Linked DNA regions of Homo sapiens: all the other regions are linked to region 1. Evidence: chromatin loops called from intact Hi-C (ENCODE). Cell type or tissue: heart left ventricle. All regions are shown on one strand. Region 1 overlaps LOC105370275 (a long non-coding RNA gene). Region 2 has its middle 74 kb from the start of LINC01080. Region 3 has its middle 28 kb from the start of LINC01038. Region 4 has its middle 110 kb from the start of LINC01068. Region 5 has its middle 64 kb from the start of LINC01068. Region 6 has its middle 21 kb from the start of LINC01038. Region 7 has its middle 36 kb from the start of SPRY2.

Region 1 (4,000 bases):
ATCTACTGCAGATGACAATTCAGGCCATTACTCAGGGCCAGTCTTTGTTCCACTGATAAGCAGTTGGGGCAGTGAGGCAGGAAAGCCACCTGCTGAGAACAGGGTCTAAAAGAGACCAGAGGTGGGATACATGCAATTAACCCTTAACCTCTTCCCGGCTCACCATGATGGAGCAGCTGATTTGCCTGGCTCTCCTCCTCTCTATATTTTCATCTCTATATGCCCTTAAAATGTAGCTGCCCCAAATTCACCTCCTTTTTTGGGGAAAGTAGGTATGTATGGATCTTCATATTCTGATCGTCTTGAAATGAGTTAGGAGAAGCAGTATTTTTCTTTTCTGGTTAACAGTCAAGGAGATCTCTGGTTTATGAGAGTAAACTTGGTTACATTTTCAGCTATAAATGACTGGCTCTCTTAGGAAATACAAATGGACAGTACTTGGAGGCTGGAGGAGTATGGAAAATCTGACGAGGAAGGTGTGGACCTGGCCAGTGGAAAGCATTTTGGTGGGTCTAATGATTTTGGGAAAATCTCTGCAAGGCTGGAACATTTTGCCACACGTAAGTGGTTATTTCCTTAGCCTCTTCTACATTCACTGAGAGCTCTGTGTAGCTGATTGGAGAGTGAGAGAACTGAAAAACAGTCCCAGTATGAGTCTGTCAAGAGAGATGCTTCAGTGTAAGTAAGTTTTTCAGATGTGTTGCATGTAACAGAGCCTGGTTTCAAACAAAATCTGCCTCATTCTGGTCCATTTAATTCTTGGAAACATAATTTTATATATCCAGAAAGTCCTTTGAGCCCTTCGAGGGAGCACTGTAAAGGCTTTCACCACCACCTTACCGCCGTTCTGTCAAAGCAGGAAATCAAGTCCTGCCAAATGCAAATGAGCTCAGACTCCAAAAGGCCAAGTGTCAAGATGCAGAATGCTGCCGGATTTAGAGATCATGCCCCACATAGATATTTGAGGGTCTAACAAACTATAGAAAGTCATCCTGAACATATTGAAAATGTGTGATTTCAGAAATCCTAGCACGTGCAAAACCATTTTTATATTAGTAAGTCAGAATACCTTTCCTTCCTTTTCATGGTGGCTTCAGAACCTCCAGGGAATTTATCAGAGCCTCCTGTTACTATGGTTGTCTGCTTTCTGTTTTGGAAGAGAAAGGCTTCTTTTTGATTCACATGTCATAGCTGTTCTAAAATAATGCTGACTCAGTGTCTGAAAGATAGCATTGGCTTTGCTGAAAGAAAATAGAAACCGGTCCTCTAAAACCTACTGCTGTCCCTCAAAGAGTTAACGGAGTCAGTTCCAAAGGAGTTAGGCAACGGCTGAAACAGGATAATAAATGTGACACTCTCAGATTATCAGTAGCAAATATTTGATCTTATCAAATAACAGAGGAAGTAGTTTAGTTACAAATAAACCAATCTCTCATAAAACAAGTTTTCACACAGGTTCATTTCATTGAGCTGGAGACAGTTAGAGGCCACTTGTAGGCAGAACTCCCACTCTGTACACTCTGTAACAGCCCCTCGTGATTAATGGACAGCCAGGGGGAGGCTGCATCCTGCGGCTCCAGGCTTCATATCAGCAGAACAGCCATAAACAGCATCTCAGGATTATTGCGAGGAAGTGACTCCTCCTCTGGGAACATAGCTGGGCTTGTGCTCCTTCTCCCTCACCACCCGCCTTCTTTCTGTCCCGCTCGCTCTTTTTCCCTGTAGAGCAGAGACCATCGTGTCCTAGAAACTATAGTAGATGTCACTGCTTGGCACTTGCTGTGCAAAGAGAGGACAAGTATGTGGGTGTGAGGGGGAGGTGGAATGCTACTCTTAAAGTAACAGGGACTGTGCTAGCCAGGGCCTCGATGGAGGCTTTTTTGTTCCAGTCTTTGAAACCACTTTGGTGAAGGCATCCAACTTGGAGTCCAGAAAAAAGTACAAACACTGTTTTAGAGTAGGAAAAAAAAAGTTAGAGCTCCTTCTTTCAAAGTAAAATTCTCATTGAGATTAAGAAGAAGTAAAAAAAAAAAAAATCCTGGTAAGATTAGAGTAAATTAGCAAGTAAAAAGAAAAGGAGAGAAAGCTGGCAAATTTTTGGTGTGTGAATATCATCTCTAATGAAATAGAAATATGAATACTTCTATGTTATAATTTCATGGAAAGTTTGTTTTACTCCCCCTAAGGATTGTAAAAATAAAGCATGCAGATTATATGAAATATGGAAATAGAAACATAAAGCTGAAAAAATTCAACCATGACACCACCATTTGAAGGCAACCATTAAGAACACTTTAGTGGATTTTCTTCCAGGCTTCTTCCAACATCTTTTAAAAAGAGATTGTTGAGACCTTAACCATATGTAGAATTTTCTTTCTTACTATTTTCAGCCAACATTTTAGCATAGTCATGACCCCATCATGTTATTCAGTCTTTTCTTATGTATAATCTTCAGGTTGTAAAATATTTATTTTGCAATTTTAACAAACATAGGGCAGTTTTTAGAATAGGTATGTATTCACGCTAAAAAGCAATGCTTGACTGCTTTATTTTTCAGATGTACTCATTTATTAAAAATTATTTGCTTCGAATAAAAAATTTGTTAAATTGTAATAAAAAATTAAAGGGAAAATTCTATGCTATTATTCTCATGGTTAACTCATTAACTTTTATGTTTAAATATTCTGGGAATTGTATTTTCTGCAGAATTAGAAAAGATTCAGTCCCAATCCCCTAGCCTTATAATGTACTTAACCCCACTAATGCTCTTTCAAATGCATAAATCCAGAAGTCAAGATGAATTTTAAAGACATGACATTCACATTTACCCATTGTTCCCCCTCGACCTACAGTACCTGAATTGAGATACATTTTGCTTATATGAGATATTGGGAACTACTTTTGGTGACCATTATCTTTTCTGATCCAGGAACTGGACACATTTTCTCCCAATCAGCCTCAAAGCCATTATACATTCTCCACAGTAATTTCACTGTGTCTCTCCAACAATGCTTCCCTCTTATTTAAAACCCAAAATAAAAGTTCTGCTGGAAGTGTTTGCATAGAAATATAGTTTCTATGCAAAAACAACAGGCAACCCTCTTATTTTTCTTATCCTGAATTCATTTAAAATATGAAACTTGCCTTTTGGAATAAGATGGGTCCTTTTCCTGTTTCCAGAACAATGCCCACGAAGGGTTAAAACACTGTGGTCACTCAGTCCCTGGGGGCGGGGCTGGTGGAGACTGCACTGCCTGCTCCCAGGGCGTGGGATTCAGCTTGTTTCCAAATAGATTTCCTCTAAATTGACTTTCATTTTGATCCCTATGAGACTTACGTTAAAGGGCAAAAAATAGTTTCCTCTTAGAATAAAATCTAGACTTAACTAGATTTTTTTTTCTTGCCCCCAAATAGATGTAATTTAGAATATTTTGGTAGTTTTGAAACCTACTTCTTTTTGCAGAATCCAAACCGAACGTTAATAGGCTTCCAAACATTTTGTTACTTGTACTCAGAACTTCTTGAGAAAGCAAATCCCAAATACTGAAGCATATTGTACTTGCAAAGCACTAAATTTTAGCCCCGTGTCTCTCTTAAGAGATTTTCTTTAGGTTAACGGTAGCTCTAAATTAAAAGAAAGTTTGCAAGATAAAGAAACCTACAATTTGCACTATCAATTTAAAGAAATATTATTTCTTTACCTTTTTCTTCAAAACATTTGTAGTAAGTAAAAAAACTTACTTATGTTGAGTAACATTATATGACGATGGAAGTAAATGAACATTTATTAAGCACGATAGTACCTGCCAGGTTTTATATACACTTAAATATTTAATTTAAACCTTACAACAATAATGGCTTGGGATAGGTATTATTATCCTAGTTTTATCAACCAATTAACTGGGTGTGGTGGCTCACATATATAATCCCAGCACTTTGGAAGGCCAAAGAGGGAGGATTGCTTGAGCCCAGAAGTTCAAGACCAGCCTGGGCAACATAG
Region 2 (4,000 bases), 48 kb after region 1:
AGTGTACAGTAATGTCCTAGGCCTTCACATTCGCTCACCACTCACTGACTCACCCAGAGCACCTTCCAGTTCTGCAAGCTCCATTCCCAGTAAGTGTCCTATATAGGTGTATTATCTTTTACCTTTTATGCTGTATTTTTACTGACCTCTCTTATGTTTAGATACATAAATACTTACTATATTATGGTTGCCTATAGTATTTAGTACAATAACATACTGTACAGGTTTGTAGTCTAGGTGTGTAGGAGGCTGTCCCATCTAAGTTTATGTAAGTACACACCCCAATGTTTGCTCAATGGTGAGATCACCTAATGATGCATTTCTCAGAATATATTCTTATCGTTAAGAGATGCATGACTGTACTTTGCGTATATCATAAAATCTTTTCCTTCTGATTCTTTTCAACCATTTAAAAATGTAAAAATCATGCTTTGCTGATAGTCACAGGGCATTAGAGAAGATCTAAGGAAAGAGCATCTAAACTGAGAGCTGGGGAGAAGTAAAATTAATCAAGGGCAAGTTTGGAGGAGGGGTGAATTAGAGCATACTCCTAGTTGAAGTTCCCTGAGGAGCAATAGAAAAATTTGCACAAAAGGCCAGCTGTGATGGCTCACACCTGTAATCCCAGCACTTTGGGAGGCAGAGGTGGGTGGATAGCTTGAGGTCAGGAGTTTGAGACCAGTGTGGTCAATGTGGCAAAACCCCGTCTCTGAAAATACAAAAATTAGCCAGGCGTGGTGGTACATGCCTGTAATTCCAGTTACTCGGGAGGCTGAAGCAGGAGAATTGCATGAACTTGGGAGGCAGAGGTTGCAGTGAGCTAAGATCATGCCACTGCACTCCAGCCTGAGGGACACAGCAAGACTCCGTATCAAAAAAAAAAAAAAAAAAAAAAGTTCACTCTGTTGAAGCTTTCTACCCTTAATAAAAGCAGTTCAGGATATACATAGCAAGGGGAAACTTTTTTGTAACTTTCAAATCACACAACACATGTGACCACCTAAGTTGACTACCAGGAAGACTGGACTGACTATATACGCTGAGTGTAATTTTCATTGTATTGCATTTGCCTGAAGGCCTGTGAAAGCCACAAATGATTACCTTATTTTCTTGCTACTTTGGCAAAGCAGATATATTAGTGCAGAAAATATGAGATCACAAGTGTGTGTTCATTTAACAATGCTTTGGCAATATAAGTTCCAGTTGTCCTTTAGCTCCATTGGTACAATTTTTTGTAACATTGGACAAGTCACTTTCCTTCCTTTACGTCTCCATTGGTACCCGCTAAGTAAAACCAATATCTACCATCAAGTCCACCATAGTTATCCTAAAGCACACAAAATATTCTGCCATGCATATCAAAAGAAAATCCTCAATTTTAGAGACACTAGATAAGTATGTATCTAAGAGTAAACATTCATATTGTACAAAGAATAAATTAATTCAAATTCTGATTTTAAAAAAATTCCTGGAGGATGGCTTGAGGCCAGGAGTTTGAGACCAGCATTGGCATCATGGTAAGACTCCCATCTCTACAAAAAAAAAAAAAAAAAAATTAGCCAGGCATGAGGGCATGTGCCTGTAGTCCTAGCTACACAGGAGGTTGAGGAAGGAGGATCACTTGATCCCAGGGGTATAAAGCTATAAGCTATCATCGAGCCACTGAATTCTAGCCTGGGCAACAGAGTGAGATCCTGTCTCTAAAAAATTAAATTAAATTAAAAAATTAAAAGTTACTGAGTGTGGTGTTGTATATTTGAAAATACGATATGGTTTTCACTATTTGGCTGCTCTCAAAACACGTGCATTTGGAAGCCATGGTTTTTTCAGTTTCTTTTTAAACTGATGTGGAAAATAAAGTAGATTAATAACATTCAATTTTAATCAATATCAAATTTGTTCCATGTGCTAAAATGCAAGATAATCTAGCAAAAAATAGTGAGCATGTATTTGGTGCTGGGTTCAATACTTGAGTGGAGATAAGGCAAAAAGATTTTCCTGCTAATCAAGCCAGCACTGTGTGCTTGCAATATTAATTTAACATAACCACAGTAACTAAAGTGTTAAGTGCTATCAAGGGTTTGAATCCACAAAGGTTAGTAAATAAATAAATAAAGCAGCCCTTCTGCTCATTAGGAAGCCATCCAAAGCCCGGAAGAGAGAATCAAGTTCCTAATTTATGAGTCAGCCACTTAAAAAAAAAAAAAAAAAAAAAAAAAAAAAAGAGTCAAAGCTAACACACTCATTCCAACAGCTTTTCCCATGCTGGTCTTTCTGGAAAGATAAATTCCTGCAGGATTATTTTTTGGAATTACTACCAGTAAGTTCTATTATACTGTCAGACCTAGAAAAAATTATTTCACTAGGACTTCAAACATGAGATTGAATAAATGATTATGGCAAATTGTTGTTCCTAATTAATTAAAATGATTTATATGGCATGCTGTGTAACTGAAGAATGCAAAAAGTGAAAAAAAAGAATGTCTTTGTAGTAAAGTAGATTTGTGTAAGTGGAATAAAAGCATAAGAATAAGCTTCCATGAGCGAGTTCTACAACTGAGTCATCTATTTAGCCTTCATTTTTGGCAGCATCATTGACCAGTGAGCAGGGATTTACCAGAAAATTGTTGACCACAATAATCAAATTTTGCAACAAAAATTCACAGATTGGACGTCATGCCGTTGACTATATAAGACAAGTTAGAAGACACAATCTATTTTGCTTTTGATTCTCAAAAGCAACAGTTTGTTTTATGCTTTTAAAATTCCCCATTAAAATAACTTCTGATTCTATTCTCATTGTCTCTTTTGCTCCTGGTTCCCTTCCTTCACCTCCCCTCCTGCTCCCTCCAATTCTGACCCACTGTGGTCTCCTGGCATTGTTCTGACATTTGCCTGGCAGAACATAAAACAACAAATATGTTCAATTTGAGTGGTTTCCTGCAATGTTATTCTATCAAACTGGCAATTTCCGAAAGGATTTAGAAAGGAGCATACAATTCCTCAGACACCGGGAGGTCTGACAGTGACTGCCAAAACAGTCCATGCTTTTAGCGGGCCGTAATATCTGAGCACACAAAAACATCCCTTTTTCTCAGGTTTATTTTTTATGCTTAATACCGAACAGACTTCAGAGACTTTCTAAGTGGCCAGAGAGTACTATATTTAGCACCTTAAAACTCAAAGGAGTTTAGAATATTTTGATATGCATGGTGCATGGAGATCCAATTTATTCTACAGCAGTCACCTATGGTAATGAAATGTTAATCAAGATATTTAAATTACAGCTAATGGAATGATGGCATCGTATAAGGACCAGATGTAAAATTCATTACCATAGGCTCTGTTTATTCCCTGTATAGTCATTTCCTGCTCCCCTCACCCAACATTTGACATTTCCAAGATGGTGGCAGCTTTGGAAATTTTATGATTTGATTGTGGTTTGGCTTGAGTTCAAATTATAGGGTCTGAATTTGATCAAATTAGACAACTAATGCCTCAGGCAGGAACAGTGCATGCCAATGTCAATGGTGTTAAGATGTACTATAGCATTAACTTGAGACAGAATACTGCAAACCCTTATGGTTCATAATACTTCATGTCCACAAACTATCCTTAAAACTATAATAGATGGATGTGGCCTGTGATGTATTATTATTATTTCAGCTCTTGGAGGGCTGAAATCTTTTGATCCAGAAACATGGACTTCTTGTGAGTCAATTCATTTGTGTTCACCAATGTGTACAGCAACCACATCCTTAACCCTCCCTCCTCTGCAAAAGCAGCATTGTTGAGGAGTCATGGTGGCATGCTTGTGTGACTTGTCTCATACTCTACTGCAGTTATTGTATTCATTCTTCCATTTCATGTCAAATTCTGGCACTGTGTTAAAAGACATTCCAGTGTAGTTTTTGCTTTAAAACAAGAGAAATGAGTTTATAGATTCCTGCTCAGAAGATATTTGAATAAACAAATCCTTACATTTTTATCTTTGATGAAA
Region 3 (4,000 bases), 360 kb after region 1:
ATGTGGACTTCAGAAGACATCACAGAGAAGGAATTATTTTGGGGAGAGGTGACTGATCTTGGAGACACTCTATAGTTTTTTCATCCAAAATCACAGCATTGTCTAAAAAGAAAAATTGATTTTCAGAAACCCCTGGGACATTTCCTTTAGGGCCACATGGTTGCAGTTCACCCCACTCAAGGCAAAAGAGAACTGTATCAAGAAGATGCACTGAGTACAAGAAAGTAATAATGAGGACCAAGTCCACGGATAGACGAGGGGCTATTACCAAGGATGCATCTGGAATTTAATCGGTTAGTAAGCACTATTCCTGCTAAATATTGTTTGGTGCATGGATATAGACAAAGTATTACCCAATGACGATACAACCTGGATTTTAAAAAGTAGAAAGGTAGTCTCCTTTAAAAATGTAAGGTGTGACTTGTTACATTTTATACAAGTTTAGAGCAATAATAAAATAATCATTGGGACAAACCCTTATCTTTAAAGATAAGGATTAAAGGATTAAATACAGTATAGTGTATTTTCAAGTGGAAGGACAACAAGGAAGTTCTCTGTAGAAAAGGCCCATCTGTTTGAAGCACTTTCTTTTATTTCTTCACCTTTGCCTTGTATTAGGCTCTTTCCTCTGCATTCCCCTAAAAGTTATGTGATATTTTGTTTTTCAGCACATTCTCGTGGGGTTCTAATATTTTTGCCTAGTAATACAGATTGTAGCTGATTTGATTACACATAACATTTGCTTTTGTAGGTCAATGTCTATGGATCTGTTCTATGCCCTCATCCATCCACCCAGCACACTCAAAAAACAAATCCAAATAAACCAACAACAAATACCTAAAAGATCAACTGCAGACTAGTCCCAAAGGAGGAAATGAACCCTTTGATTTTAATCTTCGATAAATCCCAGTACAAAAGATGTTCCGTTGTTCATACTCAATTTTAATTTTAGCCATGTTATTTCAATATCAAAATATATTTTAAAAAATCAAAATTTATAAATTATTGCCAAGGTTATAGCATGAAAAAGCCATACCTCATTTTTCTAAAATTCTTTAACAGGCATCTATAGGATAGATACATCTATTCCAAACTATTTTTTAGCCATCTGTTTTGATTCAGTGAGTCTTGCTGTTGGCATGCGCTAAAACTTTAGTTCCAAATGTGATGCCATTTTTTTTTTCTCTTTCAAATTGGGTCAATGTAATAAAGGGAAATGACGTTTTCTTCACACAGTAGAAGTAGCCCAACTAAATACTGCACATAAAAATTCTCTTAGGAAATTAAATCAAATAAGTTGTTTTTGAGGAATGGCCAAAGGTCAATATTAAAAGCAGCTCGTCTTCTATCATATGTGGTACTTTAGGAGGTTTATAAAAGTCTAGTGAATAGAGAAGCAGCATTTTAAGTAATCTTCAGAATAAGGAAACACAAAGGCTGGGTCCAGTTGACTGAAATGGGGCTGATGCAATCCACTGTCTCCTCAATGGACTGAGCCACAAGTAATATAAACCATGAAGATAATTGGTGTGATTAGATTAGTCATGCCAAAGTGGAGTTTAGCAGTCACCTATAGACAGCCTGCTAAAGTCCATATTGTTTCAGTTCTCTCCCAATCTAGCAGACTGTTGGAAGGCATTATTAAACACAGGTGTTCCTCATCTAGGAAAACAGGTTAACAAAATTCCAAATTCTCAAAAAAGTTCCTATGAAATAATTCAAACTGGAGTAGAATTTTCCCTGCAAGTTCCCCTTAAAGTATAAACTGCTTTATGCAAGTAAGCATTGTTTGATTTGCAAAAACTTAAATTGTACTAAACATTTCTATGACACATTCATTGTGTAAAACAGATAGTACATGAATCAAAATCTCAACTTTTATTGAATGTTAAGCTCAGAGGAACTGATTTATTCTAGATTACTCTAAGTTCAAAAGCCCATTTTACACAAAATAATGGAGAGCAAAGGATAACCAATCTGACCACAGCAGTCACAAATCTTAAAGATTGAACTCTACCATCATCACATTGCAAACTTTTAAAATATAGAATGTTCAAGCCCCTACACCATTTTTAATCTATATAATGTTGACTGTAGTGTATGAATCCTTCAACAGTCACGATTCAAGTTTGACCTTTCACTTTCTTATCTAGAGAAAATTTCATTTTCAAGTATCCAAGAATATTTAAAGTATTTAAAGTATTTCAAGAGAACTTATGGCACATGTCACCCAAGCTCAACAGCTAACAGTTGCTGCCACCTATAGGCCCAATCTCAAGAGAAAGGGCTGGGGACATGAACAAAGGTTTGCATGTTTCAAAGGCAACAAAGCAAGTTTTTTCCTCATTAAAAATGAAGTTGGTATCCATAAACTTTTGATGCAACTCTCTGAAAAAATGAAATTAGATGTGACAAATTTCACTTGTTTCATCAATGACATGCTATTTAAACCACCTCATAAAGGGCAAGAACTTTAAAGCATCAGCCTTTCTACTCACAAAGCAACCAAAGGAAACAAAATGAAGCAAGTTAGCTAGGTCTTCAGTCACATCTAATTGTGATTTTCATGGCTATATAATCGATATGAAAATGAGTGACAAGGAGATACTGTCTTTTGCACCTACTAGCATGTATCACATGTGACAGTCAGGATTCCTTTAGATTCTCTCCCATCTGGAGATTTTGTGAACTCTTCCTTGTGTCAAATAAAGTAAAAAGAAGAAAAAAAGTGAATCCATATAAAAACTCAGAATTAGATCTCATCCTCGGGATTTCTTTTTTCAGTAAAATGAAGATAAAAATGACTACCTTAAAATTTCATCTTAAAAATTATATTTATGTATGTGTGTATATATATTCATTGAATATGTATATATATATACACTCAATGAATAGCATATAGCAAGTTATAAAAATGTTCATCCTGTTACACTCACTAATTTTGTAATATTCTACAAGTCATTTCATAATTGGACTTTTGTTTTTTCATTTGTAAAATGAAGAGCTTAGACTAAGTAGTTTCTAGATTCCTCCTACACTGAATATTCTAGCATAAGGCATTTGAGTTTGGCATTCTCTCTACCCACGCCAGTTGGACCCATTTCTGTATTTGGGCTAACCTTATGCTGCATGAATGGTTGGAGATCAAGTCCCTCCAGCCACATGTTCCCTCTATAAAAATATTTCAGGACACCAAATAATAGAAGAGAAAAAAGTTATAACTTTTCTTCATATGGCTGATGTCCATTTCAGTATTCTGAAATACAACTATCCCCCTTCTTATAAACTAAATATGGCCCCCCACCAAGAATTCATATGTTGAAGTCCTAACCCCTATTACCTCAGAATGGTACTGCCTTAGAGACAGGGTCTTCAAAGAGGTGATTAAGTCAAAATGAGGTTGTCGGGCGTGTGCCCTAATTCAATTCCTATAAGAAGAAGCAATCCGGACACAGAGAGACACAATGAGTGTGCTCACAAAGAGGAAAGACCACGTGAGGACACTGCAAAAAGATACCAGAAAAAGTATCTACAAGTCAAGAAAAGAGGCTTCAAAAGAATGTAACCCTGCTGACACCGTGATCTTGGATTTCAAGCCTCCAGAACTGTGAGAAAATAGATTTCTGTTGTTTAAGCCACCCAGCCTATGGTATTTTGTCACAGCAACCATAGCAAATTCATACACTCCTTGAACTAACTCTGAGAATTTTTCAACAGTTTGACCCTTGAACAACACTGGTTTGAACTGCAGGGATCAAGTTCAGTAAAAGTTACATGGACTGTCCTGACTCTCCTGTCTCCACTTTCATGTCCTCCCCCTCTTCCACCTCTGATACCCCTGAGACAGCAAAACCAACCCCTCCTCTTCCTCCTTTTCCTCAGCCTACTCAACATGAAAACAATGAGGATGAAGACCTTTAGGATAATCCACTTTCACTTAATGAATACTAAATATATTTTATCTTCCTTCCGATATTCTTAATAATATTTTTTCTCTTCT
Region 4 (4,000 bases), 450 kb after region 1:
TAGTTTGTCAACAGTAGTAGCAGTGGGTAAGTGAAAAGCAATGACTCTGAGTATGTTTGGAAAAATATAAGAAGAAAAAAGTGCTTCTTTACTGATCCAAGAGAGAGATGAGCTGTGAGTGAGAGTTCTAAGGTGGTGGCAAAAGGCAATATAGAAAGCCCAAGGAGGACCAGTTCCACCATATAGGTGGTCTCAATGGAGCATGAAATGTGCAGTACCCCAGTAAAGCAAGCACCAGTGCAGCAAAGACCTGGAGCTGGTTGTCCCAGAACTCCACAGGGAACATTAGCAGAGAAACCAGGCACACACAGCTGTTGAAAATTCTTATCCTAAGCACTGTTTGCTAAAATTAATTATATAATTTGGAAGGTCTGGCATGATGCTGTCTGTCCTGAATTCTATATTAAAACTATTAATTCAGGTTCCCCAATGGCAAAACCTCAAAATTTCATTGAGTTAATTTTTGTAGCTTATATGTTTTAATTTCACTTTAGCCAAGCACATAAAAGTATAGAAAACAAAACATTAAAGACCAGGATAAACTGCAAAACAGAAATTGAAAACTTCAGAATACACATCAGCCCTGGTAAGCATGTTCCTTGTCACAGTCTAGCTTCCAGCTTCCATTTTTGGGGTCTCTTTCTTTAACCTTTAAAAGATGCAGTAGCAGCATTGGCTTAAAGTTGTAATATATTGAGATCTCCCCTTAGATGTGTGGCAGGTATTTACATTTGGGGAAATATTTTCATTTAATATCTATCTTATTAATAAGATGAGGTTGTAATCTCCATGAAGCTCTGTGGACTTGTACATTAATACAAAGATCTCCTGAGACAATGTATTCCCATGACACAGTTTTCCACTGTTTTGTTCTCTACCCAGCCAGAGAGGTAGTCAGAACCTTGTTTCTCCAAACATCTATGATTAAATAAAGAAGAAAAAATGGGGAGCTAGAAAAGAAGGGTAGACACCATATTTGTCTTACTGATTCCTTTTCCCTTCCCCAAGAAAAAAGAGCCAACTGACACTTTTCTCCTAAATCTCCAGCAACTGTCAGACTAAAATTGTTAATGTTCCAAAAAACTTGTTTTGATAGATGAAAACATTTCAAGAATACCTTTAAATTTTTGATAAATTTCACTTAAATGGATTATACCTAGAGGGGGAAAAATGGCTAAGTGGGTTTATTTCCATCTTTAGAATTAACATTCTCCAAACAGAGAATTTGTTTTCCATTTTTTCCTCCCTCCATAGTCGTGCAGTCATGCTTCTATATTAATATTTCTTTTCATAATATGTCTGTAATGCTTTCACCACTCTTTGGTATCTTCCTTGATACCACTGCTTCCCTCTTTACCCTGAAATCACAGGGGTAGTCCTAGATCTGACTTTTGTACCTATTCTTTCCCCTTCACTCTGCCTGCCAAATTAATCTTCCTAACACATTTTTGGTAGGTCACTACCCTGCTCTGAAACCTTCCATAATTCCCAAGTACCTACAAAACTAAGCCTAAAAGCTTTACGTAGCTGCCCCCTAGTGGCCATCTTCTGACTCACTGTCCTGGACTCAGTCCCTACAAGCTGCCGAGAATGTTTTCCATTCAAGGTGGAATGGCTTTTTATGTTCTAAAGGGAGGCAAGGGTGGGAAATTAAGAAGGTAGAAAGAAGCCTTTACTATCACAGCTATGGCAAAGAACACAAAAGGGGAATAATCTCGTGCTTCCAAGGAGGCATTTGTCTTACCAAGAGCTCCTGTAGAAAGAGCTCCACATGTTAAGAATACTCTTCTGCATTATTTCCACCTTTGATGACTACGCCAACAGTGGAATTTTCTGTACAAAGCATAAAAAAAAAACGCAATACCTGATTTACAACCTAGTTGGTCCCCTGACCTTATTTCCTAAAGGCACAATGTTGTAAATCAAGACTCCACTCTTGGACTAGACCATAACATAAAAATAGCAAAATTGATCAGAAAATACACTTTTAAAAACACAAAATTTGCCTTTACAAATATTAAGAATGTAAAACAAATATTTAATGTCACTTCTCAAATGTTCCTTTGGGGTATATTTTTCTTTCTGTGGTCTGGACAAGCTAAAGTGTCTTAAGTTGTAAGTGCAAAAGGGTTTTAACGTGAACTATTTTGGTCTCAGTCTCAGCTGAGGTCTTAATACAAGGAAATGCCAGTTACTCTGACATTCAAAAATATAATCCCATATCACTTAGGCAGAATTAGCAAAGGAAGTGGGTAAAAACCAGGTTGCACCATTGACCCCTCAAGCCTATTATAAGGTGTAAAAAGGTTAAATTTGAAGAGCCAAAAGGAATTGGAAATGAGAGAGAAGATTTCTTTGAAGACAGCTGTAGCTGTGTGGGGTCTCCACCCACCCACACTTTGAGAGTGGAGTGGGAGCATCAGGTTGTCTCCTAACTTAAAGCCTAATTAAAAGGGGTTTACAAAGATCACTTAGAGAGCTTGAAATGTGTCCCCTGAAGTTTGAAAAACAGAGTGGACCTGTGTATCTGACTCATACCTGAGTACTCTAAAAGACAAGGGTCTGGTTGGGGCACAGAGAACAAACCGTAGTTTGAAAAATAATCTCATTCTTTGGACAGAGAGTCTCAGATGTGCATTTCTCATACACTAAATGTGAGTCATGAGCAAGCAAGTGGAAGAGAAGTTATCTTAGATCCTGTGCAACAGAGCCTCTGGGAGGAGCAAAGAAACATCAAAGGAAAGATGCTGGAGGAACCGCTAGCATTCTTGGGAAATGACAACTGAATCCCAATGATCATGAAAGAGGATGCATGCACCCACACTGAAGAAACTGCATGTATAAGATCCAATGCAATGGCAGGGGACAGAGAGGATGTCTCCCAAGAACCCAAGTGCCCCTGAGATGCCACCATGGTCAAAGTAAACCTTTATCATGTCTGAGATGTTTAAGAACACTTCCTTCTGCCCTTCTACCTCTCCTTTCTCCCTTCAGTTAACTGTAGAAAAACCAATCCCGGGACAAAGGGAGAGGAGCAGAGGCACTAGGCATGGAAATACACAAGGTAGCCGTGCCCCTTAATCCCACTGCATTTGACTAGACATATTTCTGAACTTAGACATTTGGTGATTAAAAGCTACTAGGAGGATTTGTATTTTTGACAAAAAAAAAAAAAAGTTATGAGTCTACATTTTATTTGAAAACAGAAAAAAAATAACATTCCAATTGTATTAGGGTTCATGAATAGTAAAATACTGGTGGTAGGATACTTGTCATGTAATTTAATTACATTTTTGTGTTTCAAAAATTCCTTATTTTTCCATTTGAGTAAGATCTACATAATTCAAGAGTAAATACTTTATAGTTGCTTCTTGTTATTATTCCAGATATTTTATAACACAAGAATTTATCTACTGTAAAATTAAGGAAAAAATGCTAGTCAACTAAAACAGTTATTTTAATATATATCAATTATGAATAACTCACGCAATGAATCCAAGATTCAGAACTTTATAAAGTTACTTTTCATTATTTTCCAAATAAATTTTTTTCCTGAGTGTGTCTGAACATGCAAAAACAAAGTCTACTTGATTTATCTGTACTTTAAGAAAATTTTCCTTGAGTCTGGAAATGTAAACATCAGAGATTAGATCATTGCTACTTTTAACCCTCAGTTAACTGTAGAATGGATCTTGCCCTAATAGCCTTATAATATGACTTAATGTGAGTTATGGCAGATTCAACATCTTTGTATCCCAGCTATAAGAAACCTCAATCACTGTTAGGTCCAGAAGGTGCCCACAGGCCAATCATACTCAGCAGGCCACAGGGGATTGGTGATCACTCCATCTGCCCCTTAAGTTGGTATAATATTTAGCAAGCATCTACTAAATGAGGGGAGAGGTAAGATATATTGAGATGGGAGGATGGGTATTAAAATTAATTGTTTGTAGCAGATTGGTTTTCACTTACTATCTGCTATTCATCTTACCAAGTGAAG
Region 5 (4,000 bases), 500 kb after region 1:
AGGTTTTTGATCTTGTGTCCCTCAACTTTTAAGAGTTCTTTGTCTCTGCGATGTGTGGTGAATTTTCTTCCAGTTCATCAGTTGCCTTTTGGTGGTGCTTTTGATATGGGGCTGCTTTTCTATTCAAATTTTTTTATTTTTATATAGTCAGATTTTCAATCTTTTTTGTCTCTGGATTTTGAGTCATAGTTATAAAGATTTTCCCTATATCAAGTTTAATGAGAGCTCAAGGTTAATAAGAGTTCACTCATAGTTTATTCCAGTACTTGAATGGTTTAGTATTTTTTACACTTTAGATCCTAATCTATAATTTGCAGTTTATTCTTATGTATGGTGCAAGGTATACATTTAAATTTATTGTTTTCCAAGTGGCGATCTAGTTGTTCTAGCATATTTGTTAAAAACCTGCCTTTCTCCCAGTGATTTGAGATGCCACCCCAGTATCCTTTATGTCCACCTGTTGCCTATACAACAATGAGCTTTTTCCATTTTCTTTTTCCCTTCATCTCCCAATTTTTTGGTGCATTATTTCTATTTTGTTACAGTATATGGCATTTGTAAATTCATTTTCCATCCTCATTCCTACTTACATTTAGTCTTAGATGCACATTTATATATTTTCAAGTGTTCGCCATCAGTCCTTTTGCTGAACTTTTTCCAATCAGCACTTGGTGGGATTTAATCCTCTAGTAGATTCCTCAAGAAGAGATGATGAGTACAGAATTTCCTAATTCCTTGTATGTTGAGAATTGTTTTTCTATAGGCTTCATATTTGACAGATACCTTAGTTGGATGAAAAATCCTTGGCTTTCACTTTTTTTCACAGATTTTTTTTCAGTGTGCTTTCTTTTCTTACTTTGTCTGTGAGCTTTCAAAAGTCTAATGCAGCAGGGCACGGTGGCTAATGCTTGTAATTCCAGCACTTTGGGAGGCCCAGGCAGGCAGATCACCTGAGGTCAGGAGTTTGAGACCAGCCTGGCCAAAACAGTGAAACCCCATCTCTACTAAAAATACAAAGATTAGCTGGGCATGATGGCAGGCACCTGTAATCCCAGCCACTAGGGAGGCTGAGGCAGGAGGATGCTTGAACCTGGGACAGGGAGGTTGCAGAGAGCCGAGATCATGCCATTGCACTCCATCCTGGGTGACAAGAGTGAAACTCTGACTCAAAAAAAAAAAAAAAGTCTAATGCCAGTCTTTCACCTTTAAAAATTATTTGGCCATCTACCTGGAGGCCTTGAGAATTTAATCTTAACCTATGAAATTTAATAATTTATTGATAAATTATTTGGGACTTTATATGTGAATAATCATATAATCTAAAATAAATGATATTTTTCTAGCTTCCTTTCCTATCCTCTTCTTTCCCTCCTTTCTTTCTCTCTGTCTCTATCTTACTGAACAAGCCAGGACCACTTTCTTGATTATAGGCCAGTCAAGTCCTCCTCCCTGTGAATAATTCTTGTTGCCTCCTGACTGTATGCTATGCTCTTGGTTCTACCCTCTGAGTCATCCTTCCTTTTTCATAAAAAATAGCCCGAGGCCACAGCAGAGTAGTTTTCCAACTTGTTCCAGTTGGCATCAAGTTGGAAATCTAGTCTTCTTTTCATTTTGGGCAGGCTCTGCCCCCTTCAGTTCAAGCTAGTATAAACAGGTATTTAGCTTACCAATATAAAATGCTAAGACAGATGGCAATAAATTAAAAGTGTACTAAGCACTTGCATAAAGAGGTAATTAAGAAAATAAGCAGTTTGGGGCTCCGATGCCAGGCAGACTTGGGTCAAACTCGCAATCTGTCACTTACTAGCTCTACAAACATGGGCTCATGTAAGCTCTCTTTATTTCCATGTTATCATCCTAAAATGTGGATGAAGGACATAAATAAGTAAACATTTAAAATACTTTCAGGGACTGCTACATAGTGAAAACTAAATACAGCTTGGTTATTGCCAAATGGTTGTTATTCCTTCCCAAGTAGCATGTGCGTTCACCATGGAAAAATGAACATGAAAAGATCAGTGGCAGGAATTGAGCAAAGAAGAAAGAACCACAAGCTACTTAGCCATTTTGACCAACATTTTAAAAGGAATACATAACAAGTGATGGTAGATGCTTTCTTGCAAATTGTATCTTGATTCTTTTTACTTTCTTTTTGGTCAGGGGTAAAAGCAGCACCTCTGAATGCAAAAGGCATTGAACAGAAGTCAGAAGCATTGGTTTTTCATGCTGCCTCCTCCTCTGCCCAGTAGCCACTTGATGTAACTCACAACCATCCAAGGCTTAGTTTCTGTATCTACAGAATAGGAATTCTAGCCCTGTCCTGTTCGCTCTCCATGATTATTGTCACTCTGAAATGGACAATGAGGCTGTCAAAAAAAGAGAAGAACCAGCACTGAGTACCCACTGTGTGTCCGGTACTTGAAATACATGATCGCACCTACACCTCTCAAAAACCCTAAGAGGGAAGTATTATTTTTGAGCAACTTACATAGAAAGAAATTGAGACTCAGAAAGTTTAAGTAACTTGTTCTGGATTACTTGCTAAATGGTAGAGCTGGATATGAATCTAGATTGAGATAGTGAAGCTCAGTTATCAAAACTAAAACGTCACTTCTACCTAATCAGCAGGAATGACGTACTGCTGAGTTGAGAAACGCCAACCTAGAGGGATCGCCTACTGAAAATCAGAAATGGACTTATACTTCAGGAAAGGTTAAACCTGCTGGTAGGACTCAAACTGGCTTTAAAGGAGAAAGGACAGAAAAAAGATCAAGCCCATAGCGTCCATCAAGTTCACCTCACATTACTTCATGATAGTTCACACTTGCCCTCATCACATTCCAGCTACCTATTATGCTCTTTTCTACCTGCAACCTCTCTCCTGGGTCACTGAGATTTGGGCATCCTGGTACACTTGCAAATGGATTCTTTTCTTCAGGTAGCCAGCTGCTAGTTTTCACTTAAAGTTCACTTTGAAGATAGGACCCAAGCTCTTAGTTTTAGCTAGTTCCTCCAGAGTTCAATCTGCATTCCTATGGGCTCATGTTTCAGTAGCCCTTTCATTGATACAAAACCCAAATTCATAACCTTATTATTTTTGATGCAGAATATTGCCGTCACTGAAAAAAAAATGTCTAAGGTGCACCATCACCTCTCCCTGGCAGATGAGAACTTCCATATTGACTTCTCCCTGGGATTGGACCTAAACTTGTTCCTTTATCCATGAATTTATGGGAAACAACTGTGCCTCACACAATTCCATCCCAGTTTTCACTCTCTTCCCTCCATACCCTCAACGCCAATAATATATCACCTTGCTCCATCCCTAGAGTTTGGCAGAAGTTGCCATCTTGTTTCATGGCTAGAACTGTTTATGATACACAAGTGATACTTTATCCTGATTAACTGTTCCCAAATATGAACTCTGGAAAGTTGCTTTACTTCACAATAAACTTTTCAGAATAAGTTTTTTCTTATGGTCCTACAAACCATTAAAAAGCACTGGACTTTGGTTTATGGAAATTATTCATAATCCGCTCCAGTTATCAAAATAACAAAATAAAGATCACTGATCTTTCAGTATACCTATGTCCAAATACTGAGAAAATAATGCATCAGCTAAAGTGGACAAAGGAGATGATTAACAGTGTGCTGAAAGAACATCACACCAACATCAAGTGTGTCGATCACACTCACCCTCTGTGTAATAGGAAAAGAGTCATGATTAGTACAGAGGACTACATTTATTTCTCTGCTATAATCTGAACTTCATCAAAATATCTGTTGGTCATGTTTATGTCTGTCTACCACAAAATAAGAGTTAAAGAAAGCATTATCTATCTTTATTTTAACGCTTAATACAAAATGCAAATAGTCCTAAAATATCTACCAAAGCTTAAAGATCAAACTGATCATAGCAATTTCCATATTAGCTCAGAATATGTCAAAGCAGAGAGCTACAGAATAAATGCCAAGTTATATTCTAAAAAGTGAGAGGGCA
Region 6 (4,000 bases), 350 kb after region 1:
TTAGATGCTCTATGGTTTTATCACCATAGTTTTCCCTATCACCCCTTTCCTCCCCAGTTAACTACCAGGAAAAAATTTTAACCAAAAATTAAAGTTCAACTTATAGAAACTCTAAACAATACTTTAAATTCATGTCAATTTTTATTAAGAACATTGTACATTACACGGAACTTAATATATGAGCCCTAAAATAAACAACTCAATCTTGAGATTATCATAATAGATATATAGGACAGAAACTGTGAATCATCAGTCCAATAGAATTAATTATGTGGCAATAGCATCAAAGTAAGATTTGCCAGGGCATGGGCATAACCTTTACAATATAGATGAACATAGATATCTCTTAAAACAGTAATCATCCTGTTCCTAAAACTGTATACATCAGGCATTTTCCCATTATGGGATTAATTTATTAAAATTCACCCTTGGTTCTTTTTTGTCTCTGAGGCTAGATCTACACAAATGCATTCACTCAGCAAGTCCATGATTTCATAAAGCCTATAGTTGTGTGTGTGTGTGTGTGTGTGTGTGTGTGTGTGTGTCTTAGGTTAGGGGAAGACAGGGAAAGAGTTTTGTTATAAAATAAATAAGTCAACACACACATATAACAATATAAACTAGAATAAGTTCTATGGAAATACAAATGAGTATAAAAGGGTAAACTGTGATATGATAAGGAAAGAGGTTGGTATTAATAATGGCAGCAGTTAACATTTATTGACTGCTTAGTATGTGATAGACACTTTTTTGAAGTGTATGTGTGTGTACATCCATCTAATCCTTACACCACCCTATGAATTAAGTACTATTCATCTTACCACTATTTAATAGACTGGGAGTCTGAGGCACAGAAAACTTACTCAAGGTTTGCCTTGCTAGTAGGTGGCAGGACTGAGAGTTGCTCCCAAGCTGTCTGATTCCAGAGCCTGGGCAGCATCTTGCCTATCAGAAATGAATGTGACCATCTATGACTGGGTCAGAAAAACTGACTTCAAATGTAAATATCTTAATGGCTCTCAGGAAGATGTTTCTATCACTATTATTTTGTTAAGAACATAAATTTCCAGTCAAGGCTGGTACAGTCTACTCTTTCCCTGGAGCATAAAAGGTGAATGAAGGTAGAACTGGAAGATTCACTGCACTCAAGAAGCATATTCTAACCTCCCCAAAAGAAGCTGTGATAATTTAAAATACATTCACATCTTTTTTAAATCTAATTAACTATTTTAGAGTAACAATGTGAATAAATTAAAAAGAGCTTTTTTGATGAGTGATAGGCAAACGTACATAAATCTGAGTTACTGAAAAGAATAAAGTAATGGTATACTTCAATGTGATAATCACTAATTGCCTATTGTACTGATGATGACAGGAAAATACTTCACCACTCTTCGAATGGCAGACCACTACCTTCACTTGTAACACATTGCATTAGTGTCTTTTTGCATTTAGCTTTCATTTAGCTTTCTTTCTTCTGCTATTATGGAGTGATCTCTTTTTCCTGTTCTGTAAAGGGTTACTTTCTTTATGGATGAAAAACATTGATTTTGAACTATCGCTTACCTAGCCACTAAAAATTCTTTTACAGGCTTGAAAATGGACACAGAAGATACGGAAAAATGCTTGCTCAGAGCATTACATGAGACAGTCTATACTTTAAACTCTTCTGATGAATGTAGAAACAACACGTATGGTATTGAAAGGCCTACAATTAAATGAATAGTCAATAAATGATATTAAAATAGGTATTTAAAATTATAATCAATAATATATATGAAATAACCCACTTAATTTTACAAGCTATTGCACAATTGAAAGAATGCTTTCATTCTTAAATATTTTACACAAAACCACCAGTTTGATTCCTAAACCAAAGGCTTTTAAAGTAATCTTATATATTCATATGACAGTCTCACAAGTTTACTTGTTCTTGAAAAATAATGTAGCAGCATGAAAAATATGTAAGCGTTCATGCATATACATTTTTTTAATTGTGCATATGACTTCCACTAGAGTAAATGTGTATATAAAGCTTGAGGCCTCTGGTGAATATTCTTAAGTACACAAACAAGAATTTAGGTTGTTAGGAGAATAAGAAACCTAAGGATCCAAGAACATCATAAGTCAAAAAAATTATTCTGCGTTGTCAAAAAGCTCTGACTCTGATACATGCTGATAGCAACCTTTCTATCCTGTGAATACAGTAAATAGATGTGTGGATTCAGACCCACAGGCATGCATCGATACCCCAGACCAACGTGGATATAGGCAGCCCTTTATGTCTGCTCTGACTTTGGCTTTTGCAGCTGCTGTTTTCTCAGTGTTGTCTCCGGGGCAGTTTCCTGTTGCCATAGCTGATGGCCTGCCCACGCCTGCCTGGGCTTTTCAAGTGTCAACACTCCCAGGCCGGCTGCAGTGGTCAAATGCTTGTTAATGAGATATAGCAGCTGGGTAGGGGTGAACCACTGAGACGGATAAAGGAATGCCGCTGGTGCAGGAAGCGATGCCTTTTGAATCTTTTCAGCAGGGTGAAAGCTTTCAAATCAAAGAGGGTATGTTGTATTCATTAATAAACCCAAGTTCCCATGCAGTCACATTAAAGCCAGCAGTTTAACTTTGCATCAGACAGGTGAATTTCCCCCAGATTTTACCCAGAAAGACAATGAACAAGAAAACAAGGCTTTAGCTTGGGACAAAGCAGCACTTCCTCATCTGTAGGGCTGACCGGACTGCTAAACCAAGCAAGGGTTGTCGCATTCTTTTTCGATTTATCCTTTTGTCCATGTATTTGTGTGTGTGTGTGCATGCACGCTCGTGTGCATGTTTCAAAGCTCATAGCAACCACTCCTGCTTCCTTCTCTTGGGTCTTTTAGCCCGAGCATTTTTCCCCCTTTCTTTTAAAACCTATCAAGAACAGAATTAACAACTTAACAACTACTGGTGAGGAAAAAATACATAGGTGTGGATGTGAGCACATATGGCCCCTGTCTCAAATGGAATAAAGCCGCACACTCCCATTCCCTACCCCCGTCCCAACCTGTAGCTAAGTTGATTTCTCCAGGGGGCTGTAGAGGTTGGCAGCATCATGAGACAGCTCCAACCGCTGGGAGAAGCCAGAAGAAAGAAAGAAAGAAAAAGACATTGAAAACATCTAACTGGCAGGGAGCCCTGAAGATAGTGTTGAGGACAGCATTATCATTTTTAAGTGCATTTGCTAGACAGTTGGACTCAGACCCATAGGGAATGAAAATAGGCCAATATATAGCATCAGAGATGGATTATCTATTTTAGGGTTTTTTCAGAGAATTTAGAAAGAATGGCATAATTTTAGGAGCAGAGACATGTACCTTGGACCAACTGAGATCTAGAGATATGCTTGCGTCTCACTGTCTCCAAGTATTCAACAATCTTATGAGTTAGCTAATGATTCACCAGTCCTATCTAATCACTACAAATCAAAGGCAGAATCTACATAGTATACTGATGACATTTTTAAGTGCAAAGAAGACTAGTGATCTAAGGAAATTTAGAGTGGGAGACACGCATTCTTTAAAGCACTTCAGTTTTTAAAATATTCATACACTGATTTCTTTTAGGCACCAATTCTTGTAAGAAGGCCTTTAACTTATATGGAAAGAAAAATGGAGATGTCATTTATTGGATACTTATAGTGTGTCAGGCACTGAGCATGACACTTCAATTTAAAAGGAATGTATATAAAAACATGTATATATAAACAGCAATGTAATGTACAATAAGTCTATGAAGCCTTTTTTACCAACTAGGACCCTCAGTTGTGGAGAGTTTATATCAACTACCCAAGGCCATAAATGATGGCTACATTTTAAAAGGAAGAGCATTTCTTTTTTTTACTCTGCCTGCACTTTATATTTTGCCATATTGCCTCTCAGGCTGGGCCATATCACCCTGACCTGTTAGTAAAGTCTGATAAAAAATGAACAAATTATTACTAATTCAGAATGTTCAGTGCTGTATA
Region 7 (4,000 bases), 170 kb before region 1:
AAGATGGTTTCATAAATCACTGAGATATGTAAATAAAGGAAGCTACAGAATTTCATAGATAAAAAAATCATTTTTTTCTACTTGTAAGAACAAATATATCATATCTGAAATGTAAATAATTATAAAGTCACAAATAATTTATTCTTCAGTGACAAACTTTTGAACAATTTCCAATTGCCAACGTTATAAATAATATACAATTTAAGACTCTGTTCTTTAAGTTACAGGGATGATGAAAGATATTTTTCTTCTGAAAGGCTGTCATAACTAGTTTATAAATTTGCTCAAGTTAAAAGCCAGATTTTTCATAATTAGATGATTAATCAGTCTATTTCTTTAGTTTATGGGTCAGATAGGGGTCTGAGTTAAAGATTACCTAGGATCTTGGAGAAAGAAAAAATATCCTTCCATCTCCTTTTTCCGCCCAGGAAAGACAGAGATTTCTCCCTGGTTCCCTAACAAAAGGGCCATTTGGAGATCTGGCCTGGAAAAGGATAGAGCGCCTTACTTTTCCACAGAGAGCTTTCCACAAGCTTTCTGAAACTCACAGCTGATTCTGAAACTCTCCTGCTCAAAATTCTTCTATAGCCAAACATATCCCCTACTAGTTGACACCTTGAAATAACCAGCTTTACAATCATTGTACAATTTCTCTCCATCTCTCCTCAACTTTACTCTTCTTATGAATAAACTACATTTCTGAAGCAGCATTCATCAACTATTATTCAAATAGTTCTCTAGATCTGGAATTTCCATCTTCTTTAATATTATACTCTCCTCATCTGCACTTTTAAATTCCATTGTAAATCTCACTTCCTCCAAAATACCTTCCCTGATGATCTCAGAAAGAATTAAACTTTGCCTTCCTTAAACTCTCACAGCACCCGTTTTGAACTTTAGCACATCTTGAATTTTTCCCATGATTCTAGCCTGATTTTTTTTTTTAATCTTAACTTACTACAGATTCTTTCCCCGGGCCAGGGCATTTGTCCCCAGTGTTTTAGTTATTACTAAAGTGAAACTGATTTCAAAATGTAATCTTCAGCTCCAACAGCTAAAATGAGCATCCCACTAAAATGAGCTATTTTGCCTGCATTTCCTGTGTTAGTTAAATTTATCATCATCTTCTCAGCCACTCATTTCCTTACCCAGACACAACTTTCTTTTGGACTCTCATGTGGCATTTTATTCATCACAGAGATGAATAAATTACATCAGAGTGTAACAAATTTTATATATCTGAGATTCTCTGCTCAATCATTAGCTTCTTGAGGACCACTAGTCTTTGTACAAATAATGTCCAGTATAGCACTGGGTATATGAAAACTGACTGGATCGACATTGAATAGAATAATACTATACTGATGTTTCGTAATTTTTCTTTTTTTTTTTTAGACAGAGTCTCGCTCTTTCACCCAGGCTGGAGTGCAGTGGCGCGATCTCGGCTCACTGCAACCTCCACATCCCGGGTTCAAGCGATTCTCCTGCCTCAGCCTCCTGAGTAGCTGGGATTGCAGGCATGTGCCACCATGCCCAGCTAATTTTTTGTATTTTTAATAGAGTTGGGGTTTCACCATGTTAGCCAGGATGGGTTTGATATCCTGACCTTGTGATCCACCCACCTCAGCCCCCAAAGTGCTGGGATTATAGGCATGAGCCACCGTGCCTGGCCAGTAATTTTTTTGTAAACTTTTATTGGAGCTTCTTCAACACAAGTTTTCCCAATTGGATTGTCAGTTCTTGGATGGCAAAGACCATGTCTCATTTTTCTTTATATTTCTCAGTATAGTAAAGCATTTTGTCCATAGTAGGGTCTCAATTTAATTGGTTTAATGCCTTAATATAATAGTAGGGCTAAGTACTCCTGTTTTAATGCTTTCAGAATATTGGATTGTCCAAGATTTAAACAGATATATAGGTATACTCAACGTAGGTAGTACAGGAAAGATAAAGGAGATAAGTGAGGTACCTAGATTTACACCCAACTAACCTATGCAGGAAACAAAGAAATTCTCATTCCATCTGGCACAGTCAATATAGTCCCCTTTTGAGTGTTCAATGCATCTAACACATGTGATAAGCCAAGTCAAAGAAATAGGCCACAATCCCCTCCCTCAATAAATGTGCCTTCACAGACCTCAGTGCTTCTATTTCTCCATCAGGTATATAAAGCAAAACAATTCAATTTTATGATACACAGGGGATTTTGAGGTGGTTTCCCTCCATTTGATATAGGCTTAAAGGGAAACCAATGGGCTGAGCGCTGTGGCTCAGGCCTATAATCCCAGCACTTTGGGAGGCCAAGGTGCGAGGATCACCTGAGGTTGGAAGTTCCAGACCAGCCTGACCAACATGGGGAAATCCCATCTCTACCAAAAATACAAAATTAGGCAGGTATGATGGCACATGCCTATAATCCCAGCTACTCAGGAGGCTGAGGCAGGAGAATCATTTGAACCCAGGAGGCGGAGGTTGTGGTGAGACAAGATCGGGCCATTGCACTCCAGCCTGGGCAACAAGAGCGAAACTCCATCTCAAAAAAAAAAAAAAAAAAAAAGGGAAACCAATGATGCTACACTCAAAGAACATTTTATATATATATATGTGTATATATATGTGTGTGTGTGTGTATATATGTGTGTATATATATGTGTGTGTGTGTGTATATATATATATATATTTTTTTTTTTTTTTGACAGGGTCTGGCTCTGTAACTCAGGCTGGATGGAGTCCAGTGGCAGGATCTTGGCACACTGCAACCTCCGCCTCCCCAATTCAGGCTATTCTCATGCCTCAGTCTCCAAGTAGCTGGGATTACAGGCATGCACCACCACACCCCGCCTATTTTTGTACCTTTTTAGTAGAGACAGGATTTCACTGTATTGGCCAGGCTGGTCTCGAACTCCTGGGCTCAAGTTATCCCCCTGCCTTCGCCTACCCAACGTAGTGGAACTACAGGCATGAGCTACCACACCTGGCCTAAAGAACATAACTTTTAATGAGTTGGGGTTGTTTATTAAACAATCTGAAAATCTGGATAAAATTGAAACTTTCCTAAAAAAAAGTGAATTAGCAAGATTTATTCAAGGAGAATGAAATATGAATAGACGGGCAACACAGAAACATTGAAAAGGTTGTTAAAGATTTACAACTAGAAGCATGTTAAGTACTGAGAGATTTATAGGCTATTCTATATATAAATTAATTGTAAAAAATTATAATTCCTATGTTATTCAAACTATTCCAGAACACAGGATACCTAATCTTCCACCAGGCCTAGTGATAGTAGGGCTGTAAGAGAGAAAACAGATGTCTCTTGCAAGGACCTTGGGAAAATGATGGCTTCAGGACAAGGTTAGGTTCCAGAGTGAGAAGGCAAAAATTTCACAGAAGATGATGTGGAGTTCCAGAGGGCATGGTGCAAGAGTGAAAGGAGATGAGGAACAGTAAGAGATGAGGTCAGAAAATGTGTTTTACCAAACTCTTTGGAGATTAGCGTCTGGGGAATAAAGAATGAGCTGGAGGTCTTAAATGTCTCGTGACTGGGACAAAAACAGTGGTTGAGAACATGATGGGATTTTTCCACATGGTTGTTAGGAAAGTTGCTATATTTGAGACTGTGAATGTCAGCAAAGCTGAGGAACAGGAGGTCTTCCATGGAGTACACAGTGCCCTAGAGCATCGTCCTTTGAAACCCGTTTCCTTTTATATCCGTCCATAGAGGCCTTAAGGCCAGTTCTGCAGTGTCTTACTCAGGGCATACGTGAACCCTCTTGAATATTGCCAATGCCCTTGTTATTCTAGATTGTTCTAGAGATCCTATCCAGTGTACTCAGCTGGAAAAAATGGAAACGAAGCGTGGGACAATATCATTTATTTGCAGGTGATATGACTGTTTATTAAGAAAATCAGGGTATCGGGCCGGGCACGGTGGCTCACACCTGTAATCTCAGCACTTTGGGAGGCTGAGTTGGGTGGATCACAAGGTCAGGAGTTCAAG

Evidence for each region. Peaks named below come from ENCODE experiments on the same cell type or tissue, not always from the same donor. Only the 100,000 strongest peaks of a DNase experiment are listed, where the experiment ranks them.
Region 2: it touches region 1 in a loop (1.9-fold over the local background); 9 of 110 quality-filtered maps call a loop at or near these places.
Region 3: a loop joins it to region 1, with 3 times the contacts of the local background. A loop is called at or near these places in 16 of 110 quality-filtered maps.
Region 4: it touches region 1 in a loop (4-fold over the local background); 6 of 110 quality-filtered maps call a loop at or near these places.
Region 5: it touches region 1 in a loop (2.9-fold over the local background); 7 of 110 quality-filtered maps call a loop at or near these places.
Region 6: a loop joins it to region 1, with 4 times the contacts of the local background. A loop is called at or near these places in 16 of 110 quality-filtered maps.
Region 7: a loop joins it to region 1, with 2.4 times the contacts of the local background. A loop is called at or near these places in 4 of 110 quality-filtered maps.

What each region holds. Positions count from the first base shown.
Region 1 is chr13:80,130,657-80,134,656 of GRCh38, reverse strand. All of the region lies in intron 2 of LOC105370275 (a long non-coding RNA gene), which reads left to right. Among named protein-coding and RNA genes, the nearest start is that of LINC01080, 120 kb to the right of the region's middle. RefSeq lists an enhancer at 1,112-1,611. In heart left ventricle, a CTCF peak has its summit at 1,562; a DNase peak (open chromatin) is centred at 3,236; H3K4me3 peaks cover 2,430 bases; H3K27ac peaks cover 3,639 bases.
Region 2 is chr13:80,082,710-80,086,709 of GRCh38, reverse strand. No RefSeq gene overlaps it. Among named protein-coding and RNA genes, the nearest start is that of LINC01080, 74 kb to the right of the region's middle. In heart left ventricle, no CTCF peak of the experiment used is centred here; no DNase peak of the experiment used is centred here.
Region 3 is chr13:79,774,236-79,778,235 of GRCh38, reverse strand. No RefSeq gene overlaps it. Among named protein-coding and RNA genes, the nearest start is that of LINC01038, 28 kb to the left of the region's middle. In heart left ventricle, a CTCF peak has its summit at 2,265 (motif pointing left); no DNase peak of the experiment used is centred here.
Region 4 is chr13:79,676,994-79,680,993 of GRCh38, reverse strand. No RefSeq gene overlaps it. Among named protein-coding and RNA genes, the nearest start is that of LINC01068, 110 kb to the right of the region's middle. In heart left ventricle, a CTCF peak has its summit at 1,544 (motif pointing left); a DNase peak (open chromatin) is centred at 1,583.
Region 5 is chr13:79,629,013-79,633,012 of GRCh38, reverse strand. No RefSeq gene overlaps it. Among named protein-coding and RNA genes, the nearest start is that of LINC01068, 64 kb to the right of the region's middle. In heart left ventricle, a CTCF peak has its summit at 1,638 (motif pointing left); no DNase peak of the experiment used is centred here.
Region 6 is chr13:79,781,426-79,785,425 of GRCh38, reverse strand. No RefSeq gene overlaps it. Among named protein-coding and RNA genes, the nearest start is that of LINC01038, 21 kb to the left of the region's middle. In heart left ventricle, no CTCF peak of the experiment used is centred here; a DNase peak (open chromatin) is centred at 2,385; H3K27ac peaks cover 299 bases.
Region 7 is chr13:80,303,025-80,307,024 of GRCh38, reverse strand. No RefSeq gene overlaps it. Among named protein-coding and RNA genes, the nearest start is that of SPRY2, 36 kb to the left of the region's middle. In heart left ventricle, no CTCF peak of the experiment used is centred here; no DNase peak of the experiment used is centred here; H3K27ac peaks cover 1,814 bases.